Linked DNA regions of Homo sapiens: region 1 is linked to region 2. Evidence: chromatin contacts called from ENCODE Hi-C data. All regions are on one chromosome and are shown on one strand. The core of a region is the stretch at or near the end of the contact, and the rest is flanking DNA. Distances in the headings are between cores, read along the strand shown. Region 1 holds the start of CCNC (cyclin C). Region 2 holds the start of FBXL4 (F-box and leucine rich repeat protein 4).

Region 1 (2,700 bases), core at 98-2,597, 620 kb before region 2:
TAATCCCAGCACTTTGGGAGGCCGAGGTGGGCGGATCACGAGGTCAGGAAATGGAGACCATCCTGGCCAACATGGTGAAACCCTGTCTCTACTAAAAATACAAAAATTAGCTGGGCGTGGTGGTGTGAGCCTGTAGTCCCAGCTACTTGGGAGGCTGAGGCAGGAGAATCGCTTGAACCTGGGAGGCAGAGGTTGCAATGAGCCTAGATAGCGCCACTGCACTCCAACCTGGGCGACAGAGCAAGACTCCGTCTCAAAAAAAAAAAAAAAAAAAAACCGCCTGATCCAGGCCGGGCCTGGTAGCCCACGCCTGTTAATCCCAGCATTTTGGGAGGCTGAGGCTGACGGATCACCTGAGGTTAGGAGTTCCAGACCAGCCTAGCGAAATCCCCTCTCCACTAAAAATACAAAGATTAGATGGACGTGGTGGCACGCGCCTGTAATCCCTGTAATCCCAGCTACCTGGGAGGCTGAGGCAGCAGAATCATTTGAACTGGAAAGGCAGAGGTTGCTGTGAGCCGAGATTGTGCCACTGCATTCCATCCTGGGTGACAGACCCAGACTCCGTCTCAAAAGTAAAAAACAGGCAGGGTGCGGTGGCTTACGCCTGTAATCCCAGCACTTTGGGAGGTTGAGGAGGGCGGATCACGAGGTCAGGAGTTTGAGACTATCCTGGCCAACATGGTGAAACCCTATCTCTACTAAAAATACAAAAATTAGCTGGGCATGGTGGTGCGCGCCTGCAGTCCCAGCTACTCGGGAGGCTGAGGCAGGAGAATCGCTTGAACTCCTGGAGGCGGAGCTTGCAGTGAGCCGGGATCGTGCCACTGCACTCCAGCCTGGAGACAGAGCAAGACTCCGTCTCAAAATAAATAAATAAATAAAGTAAAAAAAAAAAAGGAACACTTGATCCCTGAGAACAAAGTCATCTTCATTTATTTCTCTTTCCAATCACAGGAAAAATAAGTCACAAAACCTTGTACTTTATTACAATGCCACATTGTTCTGTTTTTGAAGTCCTGGAAGAGGTAATAACAGAACCCCGTATCTGAGCCACTTCGCCTAGGTTAGACCCACTCAGCAACTCCCGTGCTGAAGACAGGAGACCGAGCGGCTTGGGCCCCCGGCCAGAATTCTCAAGACGCTCTCGCGAGAGCCTTCCAACCGCCGCGAGCTCTCGTGAACACTAGTTCTCTTCAATCTCAGCACCTCCAAGGGTCAGCACCTCCCCTCCGGCTCCCTCCGCTACCGCGGGCCGGAACTTTTGTCGATAGGAACGGGTTTGCACAGTTGAGTGTTGTCGGCCGGCGTGAAGGAGACTAGGGGGCCATCCTCTTCCTTTCGCCGTCGCCGCCGCGGAGCGGAGTCGAGCCGAGCTGATTTGATCGAGGAGCGCGGTTACCGGACGGGCTGGGTCTATGGTCGCTCCGCGGGCCGCTCCGCCGGCTGGTGCTTTTTTATCAGGGCAAGCTGTGTTCCATGGCAGGGAACTTTTGGCAGAGCTCCCACTAGTAAGCGATCTTCCGTCTTCTCACCTGGGGCCGGTTTTTGGGGGAGCTGTGAGGACGGGGCCTGTGACTCCCCTGGGCCTGGATCCCAGCTCAGTTCCGAGTGCCGGGGTCCTCACGGGAGACCGCAGCGGTCAGAATCAAGATGCGCTTTTCTGAGGCGACTCCCCTCCCCGCCCCCAGCCCCAGTTTCGGGGAGGGAAGGATCTGTGAGGGGGAGGGGTGGGAGAGAGTTTCGTCTCCCGGGAAGGAACGTTTCGGAGTTTAATTTCGGATTCTTGGTTTAGCTAGGCCGCGGGGGGTCGGATAGAGTGGGCACAGGTACGGGAAGTGTGACTCAGCTCAAGACTGTGAGGCTACCTGTTCAGGACAGTTGTGGCGTGCTTTTACCTGGGGTTTCTTCGGGTGATCGGCGTCGTGGTCTTTTGTCATTCACTGTATATCTTGAGTGGATTTAATATTATGAGGAGAGGAGAGAGTCTGGCTTGTTTCTGCCTACTAACCGCTTCTTGCGCGTACTTTATGTCTAGATGGAGTTTTATATTGATAAGGTATAGGGCAGGTGCCCTCTAAATTTATCCATTTCATTAGCCTGTGCTTTATATTTTGTTTTAAAGGCCTATTTTTCCAGTGACTTTGTTTACCTGTTTCTTTAACCTTTTTCATGAATAAGTTCTTGTTTCTGTCAGTGACCATGTGAGAGCTAGAATAATATTAAAAACATTTATCCCTAAATACATTTGTTTAAGCAGGCAGGAAGGTGCGTTATGGGGTAAATTGAACATTTGAGTAGGCTTTCCACTGTATAGTTGAAAGATGAACAGAATTTGACAAGGTATCTTGGTATAATTTTTTATGCTAAGAAAGCATTAGTAAGTAATTTAAATTTCGATTCTGTGAATAGGATCTGTTCCTGATGTTCATTTTTTAGCCCTTTGCAAAGAGAAAAAAAGAAACAATGAACTCAGTAACCTATTTAAGGAAAAGCAGGTTTTCCTCTTGCTATAAAGTGATTCTGTGGAGATGACATGTTAAAGAAGCTTTACCACTGATCATATGTGTGTGTGTGTATATATATGTGTGTGTGTGTATGTATATATATATGTGTGTGTATATATGTTGCATTGTTTTCACACACTGAAATATTGCTTGGGCAAAATTAAAGTATCGAAAGTTTAGGTATTGGAGTTAG
Region 2 (2,700 bases), core at 123-2,622:
AACATACACTTAGAAGAAATAAGACCCGGTGTTCCATAGATCAGTAGGGTGACTACAGCTAACATTTATCAATAGTACATGTCAAAATAGCCAGAAGAGAACAATTTGAATGTTCCTAGCACAAAGAAAAGATAAATATTTAAGGGGATGAGTAACCCAGTTATGCTGATTTGATTACAGAAATGAATCAAATTATCACATATACCCTGAAAATATGTACAGCTATTATGCATCAAAAAGTTGAAGAAAATAAAAATTTTAATTTTTTTGTATACAATGTATATTGCATATCATATATTGATTCTGTTCATATATAAGTAAATATCCTTACTGGTTTGCCTCATTGGAGCATTCAGACAGCAAATAATGTGTAGTTCAACATTTTATTAAATATTTTCCATCTTAGTGGATATTTTGTAACAAGATAAATATGATGCAAACTAAAAAAAGTGCCAAGGGCGGGCGCGGTGGCTCACGGCTGTAATCCCAGCACTTTAGGAGGCTGAGGCAGGTGGATCACAAGGTCAGGAGATCAAGACCATCCTAGCCAATATGGTGAAACCCCGTCTCTACTAAAAATACAAAATATTAGCTTGGCGCCCTTGTAGTCCCAGCTACTCGGGAGGCTGAGGCAGGAGAATCGCTTGAACCTGGGAGGTGGAGGTTGCAGTGAGCCGAGATCGCGCCACTGCACTCCAGCCTGGCGACAGAGCGAGACTCCGTCTCAAAAAATACATAAATAAATAAATAAAGTGCCATACTGAATCTACCAAAAATAAATCAAAATGAGTAAGAGAGGCTGCCAGACCATCTTCTTCATCAGAGGTAATGGTCAGAGGCTTCTGAACGTTGGTATGGAAATGAGCCTGCAGGCAGGATTTGTATGCAGGGAAGAGGAGGTTTGTAAACTAGGTGAATTATACCTTCAGAGTGCATATAATGTATATTATACTTTTCCTCTACGTATGCGTACCAGCCGTATTACCTATGTATCATCTGATCCACCAAGTCTGGACTGAAGAAGTCCTTGTAGGACCACACTACACATGGCGAGCCGGTACTCGGAAGGGATTATTCCGAAGAGGATTTGTAGACACTACCCGCTGTGTATGACCTAGGCCCTTTACACGGGCACCACTGGAGCTAGGAAGCCAGCAGAAAGCTCCTCCCCCTGGCCTGGGAGCGGGCTGTCCGTAGGACCCAGAGCACCTCCCATGGGAGAAACGCCCGGCTTTGCTTCTGGCCCCGCCCCGCCTCCCTCCAGGCCCCGCCCCGCCTCCCCGGCCCCGCCCCAACCCCGCGGCCCCGCCCCTCCTCCCCGGCTCCGCCCCGCCTCCCCGGGCCCGCCGCTCCTCGCGGCCTCCGCGTCTTCCTTCCGGGTCGCGCTAGGCCGGGCTTGCGGCGGTTGTGCCGCATCTAGAGAGTCGGGGAGCCGCCCCCGCACCCAGGCCTTCTCGCGCTGCCTGGTCGCTGGTGAAGCCCGCGGCGCGCGCCTCTCCCGGACCCTGCAGGGTACGGCCCTTCCTTTACTTCTCCCTCCCGTGGGTCTCTGTCTTCTTCCTTTGGCGCCGGGGCGGGGCCGGGGCCGAGCCAGCGCGCAGCTCCGCGCTTTGGGGAGTCTGGACGCCTGGCAGAGGCCCCCGCTGCCCGCCCCTCCCCGCCCGCGGCCCCGCGCCCCCGCGCCTCCGCTTCACGCTTGCGGGGCTTGCTGGGGCCCTTGAGAACTGCTGACGTGCCTCGGGCTCTTTCTACGCTACAGTCTGCCTGCAGGCTGTGAGGCGTCGTTCGGACGTGTGCGCGGCTCAGGGTTGTTTACACCGCGGGGGACTGCGGGTCGCCCCACACCCGCGCTCAGTGCTGCGCCGGCAGCCACGCGTCGGCCACATGCCCGCCTGTGCTTGTGATTCCTGTGCCTGCTGCCTTGATTTCCCTCTGACATCCGATGGTTTTTGCCTAACCAGGCCTGTTTTCTTTCTTCAGGACTGCTACAGGGTGCCCAGCTACAACCTTGTTTCTGTGTTTAGGTTTAGGGGTGCCCCTAGAGTGTGATGATGACCATCTACTTGGCCTCCTTGTCGACATATTTATAACGGGTGGTTTTGGATTTCCTTGATTTCCCAGTAATCATTGCCACAAACCTTCGAGATGCATTCACAGATTGAAATACAGTATACAAATAACTATTATAGAAGGTGAAGATGGTATAAGCCTGTGGTCAGGTAGTTGCGTTGGCAGGATGCCCGTCTGGCTTTGTGCTCCGGAGGGCACATTACCACCAGGTGCAGGGATCTCTGCTTGCTTTGGTCTGTTCACAGACACAAGCTGCCTTTTCTGGTTCTTGCGTGCACTCCTTGGTTTCTTAAGTTCAGCTATAGGTATATATTTTTTTCTTTCAGGCTCACTTCCTGCCTCCATTATCCTGTACCGCATATTGTATCTGTTGGTTGAGTAGAGAGAGATTCATCCAGAGTCATCAGCGCTCCAATAGTCCTTTATCAGATTAAGGACTTGAGGGAAATGTGCATTATGCTTTAGTAGGCACTCTAAAAGTTCCTTGAATTGGATTCTTCTTTCCATACTTATGTTCTGAGTACTAACTTTGTTTTAAACTTCTGCGCCAAAAGTTGGCTTTTCTGAACTCTGCATTTTCAAACTCTTCCCTTCTGTTATTTGAAAATCAGATAAGTCAACTCATTGTAA

What was found. Hi-C counts contacts between places; a loop is a spot of excess contacts on that map. Pooled maps may share reads with other maps.
Region 1: a map of OCI-LY7 shows a loop between it and region 2 (7-fold over the local background). The contact joins the promoter of CCNC here to the promoter of FBXL4 in region 2. A Hi-C loop is called at or near these places in 3 of 168 maps with a recorded cell type or tissue (OCI-LY7 and naive thymus-derived CD4-positive, alpha-beta T cell), 6 of 37 single-sample maps with no recorded cell type and 13 of 50 pooled maps.

What each region holds. Positions count from the first base shown.
Region 1 is chr6:99,567,307-99,570,006 of GRCh38, reverse strand. CCNC (cyclin C) reads left to right here and starts at 1,347. Exons shown (of 12, transcript NM_005190.4): 1 at 1,347-1,511. The coding sequence starts at 1,480. It also overlaps the pseudogene TSTD3. RefSeq lists enhancers at 990-1,039, 1,160-1,449, 1,570-1,649.
Region 2 is chr6:98,946,618-98,949,317 of GRCh38, reverse strand. FBXL4 (F-box and leucine rich repeat protein 4) reads left to right here and starts at 1,372. Exons shown (of 10, transcript NM_001278716.2): 1 at 1,372-1,512. RefSeq lists silencers at 951-1,245, 1,543-1,852 and enhancers at 978-1,489, 2,293-2,482.